Linked DNA regions of Mus musculus: all the other regions are linked to region 3. A link is a contact called in ENCODE Hi-C or POLR2A ChIA-PET data. All regions are on one chromosome and are shown on one strand. Each heading gives the region's core, a stretch centred on a gene start or an enhancer-like site at or near the end of the contact. The rest is flanking DNA. Distances are from core to core; before and after follow the strand shown. Region 1 holds the start of Lrrc24 (leucine rich repeat containing 24). Region 2 holds the start of Cpsf1 (cleavage and polyadenylation specific factor 1). Region 3 holds the start of Kifc2 (kinesin family member C2).

The links. Hi-C counts contacts between places; a loop is a spot of excess contacts on that map. ChIA-PET counts read pairs that join two places held with the same protein, here RNA polymerase II (POLR2A).
Region 1: POLR2A ChIA-PET joins it to region 3 with 37 read pairs in Patski. The contact joins the promoter of Lrrc24 here to the promoter of Kifc2 in region 3. A Hi-C loop is called at or near these places in 2 of 37 maps with a recorded cell type or tissue (both left cerebral cortex). POLR2A ChIA-PET finds 5 or more read pairs at or near these places in 4 of 5 experiments (Patski and embryonic stem cell).
Region 2: POLR2A ChIA-PET joins it to region 3 with 13 read pairs in embryonic stem cell. The contact joins the promoter of Cpsf1 here to the promoter of Kifc2 in region 3. POLR2A ChIA-PET finds 5 or more read pairs at or near these places in 3 of 5 experiments (Patski and embryonic stem cell).

The regions. Positions count from the first base shown.
Region 1 is chr15:76,720,405-76,724,737 of GRCm38, reverse strand. It overlaps Lrrc24 (leucine rich repeat containing 24), which reads left to right and starts at 2,565. Exons shown (of 6, transcript NM_198119.2): 1 at 2,565-2,612. C030006K11Rik (RIKEN cDNA C030006K11 gene) reads left to right here and starts at 893. Exons shown (of 3, transcript NM_145472.2): 1 at 893-1,083; 2 at 1,519-1,567; 3 at 1,755-3,273. The coding sequence starts at 922. The coding sequence ends at 2,200. It overlaps Arhgap39 (Rho GTPase activating protein 39), which reads left to right. Exons shown (of 12, transcript NM_001168288.2): 12 at 1-753.
Region 2 is chr15:76,605,350-76,609,365 of GRCm38, reverse strand. It overlaps Cpsf1 (cleavage and polyadenylation specific factor 1), which reads left to right and starts at 1,775. Exons shown (of 37, transcript NM_053193.2): 1 at 1,775-2,031. The coding sequence starts at 1,888.
Region 3 is chr15:76,658,383-76,662,572 of GRCm38, reverse strand. Kifc2 (kinesin family member C2) reads right to left here and starts at 1,992. Exons shown (of 18, transcript NM_010630.3): 1 at 1,808-1,992; 2 at 1,486-1,567; 3 at 1,189-1,337; 4 at 955-1,093; 5 at 701-846; 6 at 562-627; 7 at 344-472. The coding sequence starts at 1,906. It also overlaps a transcript of Cyhr1 not described here.

The sequences.
Region 1 (4,333 bases), core at 1,316-3,815, 62 kb before region 3:
TGAAGCACATACCGCGTTGCTCAGGGCAACAGGACCTTGTCCCCTCTTCAGGGCAATCCTCCACCAAGGCACTCTCGCCCTGATCCCTCCCACCCTAGTCTAGGGGCCTCTGGCTGGGGCCAGAAGGAGAGTTAGAGGCGTTCTGGAGAGCTGTGCTGGCCACTACTAGGACTTGGCTCCGTCGGCTCGATGCCTAATAGGTCTTTGTGCAAGGGGAGGCCCCAAACCAAAGCCCTCTGGGTTAGGGCCAGGGCTAGGCAGGCTTTCTTGGGGCGGGTGAGGGAGGGCGAGAGGTTTTTTGTTTTTTGACTACAGAATCTATCCGATACCCAGCCTACTTGTGTATAAAGATATAAATAGAACGACAGAACTAAGTTTGCTAAGGACATAGTTTTAACCAGATGCTATTTAGCTCTTGAACTGCCATTGCGGTCCTCGCGCTGAGCAAGTTAGCACCACCCTCCTTTGACCTCGCGGCCTCTGACCAAACTCCACACACGGGCGGCGCGTGGATGAGACCTGCCTGGACTCGTTTGCGTTTTCCATTCTGGAATCTGAGTTCCAACAGTTGTCAAACTTCATTTCTCCTGTTTATATATATATATTTTTAGAGTTTTTATTTATTAAAAACAAAAGTCCCGTCATGCGGAGGTCCTGGCCTCTCTCTCCAGGGCCTCTCGGCCGCAGGCGCTCCCTCGTACGTGTGGCTCGAGGGGACAGTGCTCCGTGTGAATAAAGTTCAAGTGCACACTCGCTGATTGTGTTTCTTTCAGGTTACTTCTGACAAGGGGGCGGGGGAGTCCACGTCTGGCAGCTACTTCCGGGGGCGGGATAGACAGCTCCGCCCCTCCGAGCACGTGTTGCCGGCGGAACCCAAAGCCCCAGGCACAACACTGTGTGATCCGCTTCCGGTGTGGAAGAATGTGGCCGCCTAGTGGGGCAGTGCGTAACTTGGCTCTAGTCTTGGCGAGGTCGCAGAGAGCTCGGACCTGCAGTGGGGTCGAGCGTGTCTCCTACACACAGGGTCAAAGCCCGGAGCCCAGAACCCGCGAGTATTTCTACTATGTGGATCACCAAGGCCAGGTGTGCCTGGCGTGTGACAGAGGGAGGAGACCTGAGGGGACTGCGGAATCCATCGGCACCGGGTGGGGAGTAGTTCTAGAGGCGAGACCTGGGATAGGTGCTACGCGTGGCTTTGAACCTTTCAAAGCCCAGGCTGGAAGAGTTAATTCCGGGGCCTTCCGCTTTCACCGCATCGTAATCCCGCGCACACTAGCCTGTCCTAGCAGCAGTCCCAGAGCCGAGTGCTTGCTCGCGATTGCTAGGGACAAGCGGCTGTCAAACCTGCTGTAGAAAAAGGGGTGAGGGCTGCAACCCTGGAAACCTGTCTGTAGATGTGGGGAGAGTCCGCAGGGCCCTTCCACATGCCCCCCTGAACACATTAGACAGAAAAGCAAGGACAGCGAACACCACCGGCTTTCTTGCCAGGACTTACTGTCCACTGTGTCCCTTCTGCAGCTTTTCCTAGATGACTCCAAAATGAAGAACTTTATCACCTGCTTCAAAGGTATTGCTTACTGCACTGCTCCCTCGTGTCTCTCTCTACCCTTCAGGGCCTCGGCTCCCCGACTCTGAGGGAAGGCACCATCCACGAGGGGGGGCCGCTGTCTCGTGCCAGTGCTGGTATTCCCAGGAAAAGGAGCGTGTCGGGGAAGCTGGGTCACCGAGCATGATCGTGCCTTTTGTTCCCACAGACCTGCAGTTCCTGGTCACTTTCTTCTCCCGTCTGAGACCCAACCACAGCGGGCGCTACGAGGCTTCCTTCCCCTTCCTCTCGCTTTGCGGCAGAGAGCGTAACTTCCTGCGCTGTGAAGACCGGCCAGTGGTCTTCACGCACCTCCTGGCTTCCGACAGCGAGTCACCTCGTCTCTCCTACTGTGGCGGTGGCGAGGCGCTGGCGATACCCTTCGAGCCGGCTCGCTTGCTACCCCTGGCGGCCAATGGGCGCCTGTACCACCCGGCCCCGGAGCGCGCAGGCGGTGTGGGTCTAGTGCGCTCGGCCCTGGCCTTCGAGCTCAGCGCTTGCTTCGAGTATGGGCCTAGCTCCCCTACGGTCCCCTCTCACGTACACTGGCAAGGTCGCCGCATCGCCCTAACTATGGATCTGGCCCCGCTGCTGCCCGCTGCCCCGCCGCCCTGAGACTCCAGCTGGGGCTGTGTGGGGAGGGTTAGAGCAAACTCTGGGTTTTGTAGTACTCGCAGGTTACCCCTCTGCTCCAACACTCTAGATTAACTTAGATGTCCGCTGTCACCTGCACGCTGGTGACTGAGAGCGCGTGCGCGCAGAGGTGAGCCCAGGGTGGTTGGCGCTGTCCAAGGTTCTGGTGCTGCCCTGCTATCCTCTGTCCCTACAGAGGTCCTCTCTCGGCCACCTCTAACCCTTACACCGGCTTTGCGTCCCACGGATTGGCCTGCGCTGGTCACGTCAGGCAGGGCGGCAGGCGCAAGGCGCGCGTGGGCCGGTGCGCGTGCGCGCCCACCCCAACCCCCCCCTCCGCTTCTCCAGTCTTGCAGCCGCAAGCACCGCGGGGAGTCGCTCGCCACTGGAGCAGGTGAGGGGGTGGGGGGAGATCCTGGCCCAAGGTCACCGGGCTTGGGGGCGGGATCGGGACCCTCTAGGTTCTGACTGCCTCACCGAGAAAAGGTCATAGGATCTGGCAGTGGGAAGGGGATGGAAACCACACCCTCAATGAGCAGGCTCGGACCCACTGGAACGGGAGGGGGCGGTTAGGGGAGGTAGTGCTGCTTAAAAGCGCCGGATCGCAGGGGCTGCCAGAGACCTCCGCTGGGCCCGACAGAGGACACAGGACTCCTCCCCACCCTCTTCCCGCCTAGATAGGCATCCAAGAGACCGACACCCCACTCCTGCTCAGGATTAGAGGTTCATGTCCTGATAAAAGGATCTCTGCTGGGCTCATCTAATAAGGGGCCCTTATTCCTGACATGGCTGTCTTGCTCTGGTGCACATCTGGGCCTCTGCATAAGCAGCAGCTCTGATCCCTAATGCACAGATCAAGGCTTTGCTACTGAAGGCTGAACAGCTGTGCAAGGCCTGGAGCCAGGGACCAACCAGTCATTCGTGTTCCAGGAAATAAAACCCAGAAACCTAGCAAGCGTCCCCACTTCTTGGGGCTCCACATGTCCTGAGATCTAGGAACTGCCTTTGCCTGCGCCAAAGCTATTCCATTAAAACTTTACTGCTGTGCTGCCTCATCTCTATTGACTTTAAATGATCATGTGACTTACAATTGGTGCAAAATTGAGACAAACACCAAGGCCACTTAGTACAATTCAACTTGACTCAGAGCAAAGAAGACCTGGTGAATCGGCGAGTATTAAAACACTAGACCATGCCAAATGAGGCTGGAGACTAGAGAACAGTGCACCCTTGGTCCTATCTTCCTTAAGGCTTCTCAGCTTCGGGCATCACCATTAAAACTGAGCTCATCGTGGCTAGAACTAGACCCCAGTCCTCCTGTCTCTAGGTACCCAGGGACATGCAGTAACCTGTAGAGTGCATTTCTTGACAGTTTCAGAGGTCACTGCTCCCACATTCTTAGAAAGCTAGGTACCCAGTTGCGGTGATAGGAGTGGAACTCAGTGTATTGTGTGCTTAAAGCCTGTGACTGGTGTGCGGGAGAGACTGAGGCCAATCCCCAGAGGGAGGAAAGAAGAAAGTTAGAAACCAGCGGATGACCTGAGGTTTTTCCCCACATCCCAGCCAGATGTGACACATACCTTCCTCTACTCCAAAGACACAGCCCCCGCTTCGAACCAGCTGTGGGGCCAAGGCATGATTTTCCTGTTGTTTGTCTTATCCCTCTGTTCTCTAAAATCACCCGGGAAAGCCAGGTGTGGTGGTGCAACCCTGTGATCTCGCCACTTGGAAGCATGATTAGAGGATCTCCAGTCCAAGTATAGCAAGACCCTGGCTCAAAACAATTAGAAGTAACAGTCAGGTATGGAGGCCCAGGTCTTTAATCTGTACTAAAGAGGCAGGGGCAGGTGGATCTCTGAGTTCAAGGCCAGCCTGTTTTACTAGAGTTTCAGGACAGTCATGGACACAGAGAAAGAGAACCTGTCTTAGTGGGGGTAGGGCTGGGTGTGAATTCCCAGCACCCAAGTGATGGCTCACCACAACCATCCTAACTTCAGTTCCAGGGGATCTAATGCCTTCTTTTGACTCTTGGGGGTCCCAGGTAGGCATGAGATGCACACACATATATGAAAAGCAGAATATTCATTCGTGGATTTTAAAAATAAAAGGAAAGAA
Region 2 (4,016 bases), core at 526-3,025, 53 kb after region 3:
AAGGCATGCACCACCATGCCCGGCTTTTTTGTTTGTTTGATGTCACAGATTTTTTTTTTTTAAGATTTATTTATTTATTTATTATATGTAAGTACACTGTAGCTGTCTTCAGACACTCCAGAAGAGGGAGTCAGATCTCGTTACAGATGGTTGTGGATGGTTGTGAGCTACCATGTGGTTGCTGGGATTTGAACTCCGGACCTTTGGAAGAGCAGTCAGATGCTCTTACCCACTGAGCCATCTCACCAGCCCGATGTCACAGATTTTAAGAGTATTGTTTTTCAAGATTTTTTTTTTTGAGACAGGATTTCTCTGTGTAGCCCAGAAAGATTTTTATTTTAAAAATTATGTAGGACTGGTGAGACATTACTCAGCAGTTAAGAGCACTGGCTGCTCTTCTGAAGATCGTGCATTCAAATCCCAGCGACCAGGTGGTGGCTCACAACCATCCGTAATGAGGTCTGACTCCATCTTCTGGTGCGTCTGAAGACAGCTACAGAGTACTTACATATAATAATAAGTAAATCTCTGGGGCTGGAGTAAGCAGAGGTTCTGGGTTCAATTCCCAGCAACCACATGATGGTTCACAACTATCTGTACAGCTATAGTGTATCATATACATAAAATAAATATTTAAAAAATTATGTATATATGTGCCAGCATGTCTGGGCAGCTTTCGTCCCAGGGCTTGGGAGGTAGACTCTGAATTCGAGGCTAGTTGGGTCTACAGAGTTTCAGGACAGCCAGGGCTATGTAGTTGAGACCTCATCTCAAAAATCAAGAAAAAGAAAAAAAAATAATTTCTTTTGCTTGCTTGTTTTTGTTTTTTGTTTTTGTTTTTGTTTTTTTTTAAGAAAAGTTTTCTCTGTATAACCATGGCTGTCCTGGAACTCACTTTGTAGACCAGGCTGGCCTCAAACTCAGAAATCTGCCTGCCTCTGCCTCTGCCTCCCAAGTGTTGGGATTAAAGGCTTACACCACCACTGCCCAGCCAACAAAATACTTTTTAAAAGAGATCTTTTTTTTTAAATTTTATTTTATTTTTATTAGGTATTTTCCTCGTTTACATTTTCAATGCTATCCCAAAAGTCCGCCATACCCACCCCCCCAATCCACTACCCACCCACTCTCCCGTTTTGGCCCTGGGGTTCCCCTGTACTGGGGCATATAAAGTTTGCAAGTCCAATGGGCCTCTCTTTGCAGTGATGGCCAACTAGGCCACCTTTTGATACATATGCAGCTAGAGTCAATTAAAAAGAGATCTTTAGTGTGATACAGGGGTGATCTACCACATCACCTCATCTACAGAGTGGGGTGGCGATATTGCATGTTTCTGTATCCTTTTCCAAGCCTATATACCCTTGTTTTATTTTCTGGGATTTAGCTAATGAGGCAAGTCTTGAAGGGTACAGAACAGAAGGAAGCAGAGGTCCAGCACCCTCCAGCTCTGTGACGAGGCTCATCAGTCCTTTTTTTTTTTCTTTCTTTCTTTCTTGTTTTTTTTTTTCGAGACGGGGTTTCTCTGTGTAGCCCTGGCTGTCCTGGAACTCACTCTGTAGACCAGGCTGGCCTTGAACTCAGAAATATGCCTGCCTCTCTCAAGTGCTGGGATAAAAGGCATGTGCCACCACGCTTGCTCGTCAGTTCTTATCAAGCTAGGCCACTAGGGGCCGCTCTTCGCTCGCAGCCACGGCGCGCAGGCGCAGATGCGAAGCGGCCCGGAACCCTGCTTCTCAACCACCTGGTCCTCTTAGAAGGCGGTCCGGGCAGGAAGCGCAGGCGCAGTACTTCGGAACCCGGTGGCTGGGTTGGCGCGCGCGGCCGGACCGAGTCCGCTGCCGTCCCTGTCCCCCGAGTCGGCGGCTCCGGCGTGACAGTGGCGGCGACATGTACGCGGTGTACAAGCAGGCGCACCCGCCCACCGGGCTGGAGTTTACCATGTACTGCAACTTCTTCAACAACAGTGAGCGCAACCTCGTGGTGGCCGGCACCTCGCAGCTCTATGTGTACCGCCTGAACCGCGACGCCGAGGTAGGCCGTGTCGAGGCAGTGCCGCAGTCATTCGGCAGGTTCCCCAGTGCAGGAGCTGAGGTTTGCCAAGGGTCTTTGGGCCCCAGAGCCAGTTCATCGCTGCCTCGTTGTTTGGCCTCATCCTACCCTGCCCGGACACCTCTGCCCGCGGTCTACTGCTTGTTCTTTGGAGATCGATTTTCAGGAGATTGTTGCACACCTTCCACGAGCTTAGCAGCAAAGACAAGCCAGTGAACCCTTGAGGGCGATGATTCTTTAGGAAGTCAATACTGCCACACACAGACGGCCACAGTGTCTCTCTAGGAGTAAGACCCAATGAAGGAGACTGGGTGTTTCTGTACAAAACAACCAGAGCTCTTTCTGAGATTGAGCAGATTTGTTGTGGAAGAACGTTTCTTCCTAAAGGAGCAAGGCTGGATGTTTCTCGGGGACAGACTATTGTCAGTAGATGTAGTAATGTGGAATGAATTCATCAGTACATTGATAACGGGGGTGTTTTGGTTGCTAGAGAGACAGCAAGCGGTTCAGGAAGCCCTCCCCCCCTCCCCCCAAAAAAAAGGCAATTTCCGTGGCTCTTTAATCCCAGTTCGATCCATTAATCCCAGGTGGAAGCAGACAGATTTCTGGGTGTTCCAGTTTAAACTATTTCCAAGCCATCTAGGGCTACATAGTGAACCTCTTGTCTAAAAACAAAGCAAAAAAGCCAAGAAGGCAGATGCTTTTTTTAAAAAATTAGACTTATTCATATTCATTTGTGTTTGCTTGTATATATGTATGTACACCATATGCATTCTTGGTGTCCATGGAGGTCAGCATTATGGATAGTTGTGCCATCAAGTGGGTCCTCTGTAAGAGCAACAAGTGCTTTTGATGGCTGTGCATTACTGCCAACATGCAGTTTACTGGGGTGGCAGAACTGGACAGGGAAATCTCACCTTCATAGAAGATGTGTTTTAAATAGACAAGGAAGTGTGGGGGAAGTATGTGGGAGTTAGGCAAAGGGGTTTCAAGGAAAGTTAAGTTTTTGTGGTAGAGGCTAAGGGAAGGAGGAAGGAAGGGAAAGAACGGGTAAGAAGTAACAGGGCAGGGCCTCCACAACACACTCTCCAAGCAGGAAGTTTTGGCAATGAAATAATCTTACCCAACTTATGTTGGAGAGAGGTCCAAGAAAGATGGTCAAGAAGTGGCTGTAGCCATTAGGCAAGATGGTGGCCTGGACCAGTGCAGCTATGACAGTTCAGGATTGATAGAGGTGGAGTTTGAAAGGAGCTCAAGGTAATGCCAAGAATCTGTCACTGTTCTGGGCAACAGGTCTGGATTTGGTCTTAGCAGTTACAGGGATGCTGTCACTATTCCCTGAGGTGGAGATGGCTGTTGGGGGTATAGAAGTGAGGTGACAGGAGCAGACAGTCACCTAAGAGTTGGGAGAAATGTGGCTGGGAGGATAACATTTTGGAAGTGGGCCCTGTGGCTCTACTCTTGAGTCTTAAATGACTGTGACAAAGTGGTGCAGGGACAGAGGCATTGGGGATGGTTGAGTCCTGTGGAGAATTGGTAGCAGAGGATCAGATAGCTGGTTGGAAGAAGACCTGTCCAGAGAGCAGCAAAGAATTGGAGCTGTGACTGGTAGAAAGCAAGAATTTTAAAGATTTGTTTTCAATTTTACTTGTTAGATTATTTTTGTGTCTATGAGTATCTGAAGTACTTGTGGTCATGTTTACAGATGGTTGTAAGCTGCCACATGGGTGCTGGGAACCGAATCTCCATCCTTTAGATGAGTGTTCTTTATTTAACCTCTGAGTCATCATTCTAGTCTCTGTTCTTTGTTTATTCTTTGAAGTGACTATTTTATGTGCATTGGTGTTTTGCCTGCATGTATTTGTCTGTGTGAGGGTGTTGGATCACCTCGAGTGGAGTTTTTTTGTTGTTTTTTTCGTTTGTTTGGTTTTTGTTTTTTTCAAGACAGGGTTTCTCTGTGTAGCCCT
Region 3 (4,190 bases), core at 743-3,242:
GGGGCCACAGAGCCAAACTCAGGAAAGCCAATGCAAACTCAGGAAAGAGTATCCTATAGTTCCAATTCACAGACTCAGGCCAAAACAAGAATGGCTAAATCCATGGTACCCAACTTCATGCAAGGCTCCCTGACCTAGGCTTTTTGCTCTTTGTTTTCCTGAGGTTTCACAGAGAGACCAAGAATGGGGGTGGGGGTGGGGTGATTTTTACAACAATCAACCTCACTGACTTTGTTCATAGTTAGAGATGGCCCCCACCTGAGGAGGTTCAGGTACTGTTGCTGGATACCAGGTGTACAGGAACCTGGGCTGCAGTTAGCATAACAGCCAAATGGCAGAGTACCTGGGAAAGTCTGGGGAGTGGTCCAGGCCCCCAGTGTAGCAGGAGGTCCCGAGTAAGGCTCAAGCTCTGTTTCAAGGCTTCGTTCTCCAATGTGAGGTGCTGGACTCTCTTCTCTGAATCTGTCACCCCCTGACAGAGAGGGATATCATCAGGACCCACCTGAAATTCCCCTGACTTTTCAGCCTGTTTGTTCCCTATGCCCACCCCAAAAGCCTCACCACTCCCAGACGAAGTCTACTCAGCTCTTCTTCCTGTTGCTCCAGCTGTTGTCTCAGCTCTTCCAGCTGTGGAGGAGTCAGAGACAGGACAGAATGCCTTTTTAGGTCTCACACCCACCCAGTCGCTGACAGTCCTTACCTGTCCAAGAATGAGCTGTTCCAACCGCTGCCAAACTCTCTGTTCCTCCTCCAATTGGAGAGGCTGATGTTCCTGGGTCTCATCCCTTGGTACCTCATCCAGGATGGGAGTGGGCTGAGAGGAGCTTTCTTCTTGTGAAAGAGACCCTGGAGAGGGATGAGGCCAGTTACAAGTGAGGAGATGTCTGGCATAGTGAGCAGAGCTAGTTCTGATAGATCCTGCTCCTTCCACTAATGGTGATACTCTTTACAGACCATCTAGAGTGGAGGGCTGCACGGGGCAGGTTGGCTGAGTCCCCTGGAGCAGGGCCTGCCTCCCCCGGGGGCTCCGTGTCCATGCCAGTAGGGCCAAGAGCTGACTTGTTACTGTCAACAGTGGGGGGACTTCACCAGGCTGTGAAGGAAGTAAGAACCAAAGCAGAGGTGTTGGGAGTGAGAGGACCACAGAGGCTAGGGAAAGGAATAATTGCTGGCGACGGTATCGCTCACCTTGCCCAGGTCAGGAGTCGTCCCGCAGCTCTCTTCTGCCCCCAACTGGACGGAGAGGAACTCAGCAAGACGCATGAGTGCCTCTTCCAGGGACACCTCAGCTGCTCCACCCTCCGCTCCTTTCTGGCCATCCTCAGATTCTGAGCAGCCTTTGAGGAGGCCAAGTGAGAAAGGAAAAAGCATTCTGCATTACTAGATGGAGGAGAGGCCTTTCTCCCTCCCGGTGAGGTTACAGTACACCAACTGCAGGTATCCCCCGGACCTTTCCTTCCCCAGCAGCTCCTAGTATGCACCTACCGGCCAGGCTGTTCAGCTCGGACCACAGTTCTGATGTGAATTGATCCGGACGGCGACGACCCCTAGGTTGGCCGCCGCTTTTCTGGGAAGAGAGCATGAGGTGCAAGTGAGGGTACTGGCAGTATGTGCGACCCTTTCGCTTCTGAAATGGGCCAAGGGGTTGGGGCTGAGATCTTTGACCCCACAACAGAGACCATACTGGTCTCTGAACAGCCCTATTTCCCAGAGCAGGTACCTAAGGATTTAAGCTGCACAGGTCAGCCACGACCAAATCTCAGAATGATGGTGGTAACCAACCGTGATGCAGGCCCACTCCGCTCACCTGGGTGGGATCCCCGGGGTCCGAGACCGCCGCAGCCCCGCCATCCCTGCGGAAAAGACTGTAGAAGATGTAGATGAGCAGAGAGTAAAAGGCGTACATGGGGGCGCGGGGCGGCAGAGAGCACCTCTTCGCGCCGCCCCGCGTCCCCGCACCAGGTCTCTGCACCCGCCCGCCGCAGTGCCCATGCGCATGCTCGCGGCGGTCGCCCCCACGGACGATCTTCCACGGGCGGAGGGCCCTCACTGAGGGGCGACTGCGAAGAGCTGCAAAACTTGTACTTAAGGCCCTATCAAGCGGTTTTTAGTCCCTCTTTCGCAAAGACCTCTAGCCGCTGTCTAGTCTCTTTTGGGAATCCCGCATCAAGACCCCCACCAAGAAACGCGCAAGGGAACCGAGCCTTCAGCTCTCAGGTGTACAACCTCTTCTCCCTCGATAGCCCCGCCCAGACTCCACCCCTCCCCGGGAGCCGGACCCAGCCCGGCCCAGACCTCCCCTTCGGTCATAACCTCGCCCCTCCCACAGCTAAGCAATAACCCTTGGAAGCCCCACCCCGGCCCTTCTCACAGCTCCGCCTAGACCCCTCGAAGTGCCGCCTCTTTTCTCAGTCCACGCCTGCTGCCCCGAAGCCCCACCTACATCTCCCGGCTCAGACCCGGGGCGCTTCGCAATGCCAGTGCTCCAGCAAACCCGTGCCGAAGATCATGGGCTGTGACGCATGCCTTTAATCCCAACGCTCAGAAGGCAGAGACAGGCAAATCTCAGTGAGTCTGAGGCCAGCCTGGTCTATACAGGAAGTTCCAGGACAGCCAGGGTAATGTAAAGAGACTATCTAAACCACAAACTAGTACTGAACCTCTGGTCGCCACCTCCGCGCTCCCAGCCCCACCCCTCTAGAGCCTCCGCAGCCCTCCACAGGCCCCGCCCCGCCGCTCTAGCCGGAGCTCCTCTCGTTAGTGGATGTAAGCCGGCTGCTCCAATCCGCGCCTCGGGAGGGCGGGCTAGGAGGCGGGGCAGACTGTTGTGGGCGGGTTCGGGCCTTCAGCTCCGCGTCTCCAGGTGTTGTGCGCTGCCTGTGCTCCGCTGCTGCTTCTTCCCTTCTATCATTCTCAGGCATGGAAGGCCATAACTAGGACCGTGCCCAGACCACAGCAAGAGACAGCTCCTCTTGCCGTTTTGAGTCCCTGGGCTGATACCACGCTTGGGCGCCAAGATTCCAATCCCATTCCCCTTCCCCAGGAAATTAGTCCTTCTTCCTTGCAGGTGAGTCCAGTGACCTCAGGGCTCCAAAAAGTTTGGAACTGAATCTCTTCTAATGTCTACTCAAAGGTCTCTGGAACTCGAGGTTCCTGAAGAGCTCCACTAAGGACTCCAGATCGCCAGCCTCTGTGTGTACTTCTCTCCTAATTTGAAGATTCATTTCCTATCTCCTCAAACTCACTACTATTCAACGTGTCATGGTTTCCAAACCCAGGACTGAATGGAGCACTGTCCTGTCCCACCTGGTATTGGCAGGGGTGTCCCTGCATGCAGCGGTGAGCTCTGTACAGGTGAATATTCTTTTTTTTTTTTTTTTTTTTTTGGTTTTTCGAGACAGGGTTTCTCTGTATAGCCCTGGCTGTCCTGGAACTCACTTTGTAGACCAGGGTGGCCTCGAACTCAGAAATCCGCCTGCCTCTGCCCCCTGAGTGCTGGGATCAAAGGTGTGTGCCACCATGCCCGGCTACAGGTGAATATTCTTACTTTCACAAACTATGTAGATCCCTCCACTAGAAAGAGGATGATGCTCCTCCCATGGGAGGCTGGGACTCCTTAACAGTCCCAAACTCTTTCCTACTTAAAAGTGGCTGCTTTTAAATGGCTTCTTTTCCCTTAACGTGTCTCTCTTTCCCGGTGTCAACAGTCCAGTCGAGGAGCAGCTGCCGGCTTCCTGCTCCAGACCTTTGCTGCCATCATTATGTTGGCCCCAGGGCCGAGCACACATGAAGACTGTCTCGCTGGAGCTTGGGTTGCCACAGTCATCGGTCTGCCTCTTCTGGCCTTCGATTTTCACTGGGTGAATGGGGACCGCTCTTCTGCCAACCTGCTTCTGGGAGGAGGCATGGTGCTGGCAGTGGCTGGTGATCACCTGGGCCCTGAAGGGTGCTCTGTCGCTGGGCAGGCAGTACTGCTGGTGGTTGCAGTGACCATCCTTATTGTGGCTGTTTTCACAGCTAACACTTACGGGATGTGGGGGGGTACCCTGCTGGGTGTGGCAGGCCTCTTGAGCAGGCTGGAAGAAGACAGGCTGCTACTGCTGCCAAAGGAGGATGTCTGTCGTTGGGCCCTGGCTGCAGGTAGTTGGGCCTATTGCAGGGCCCTGCACACACAGCGCCTGCAGTGGGAG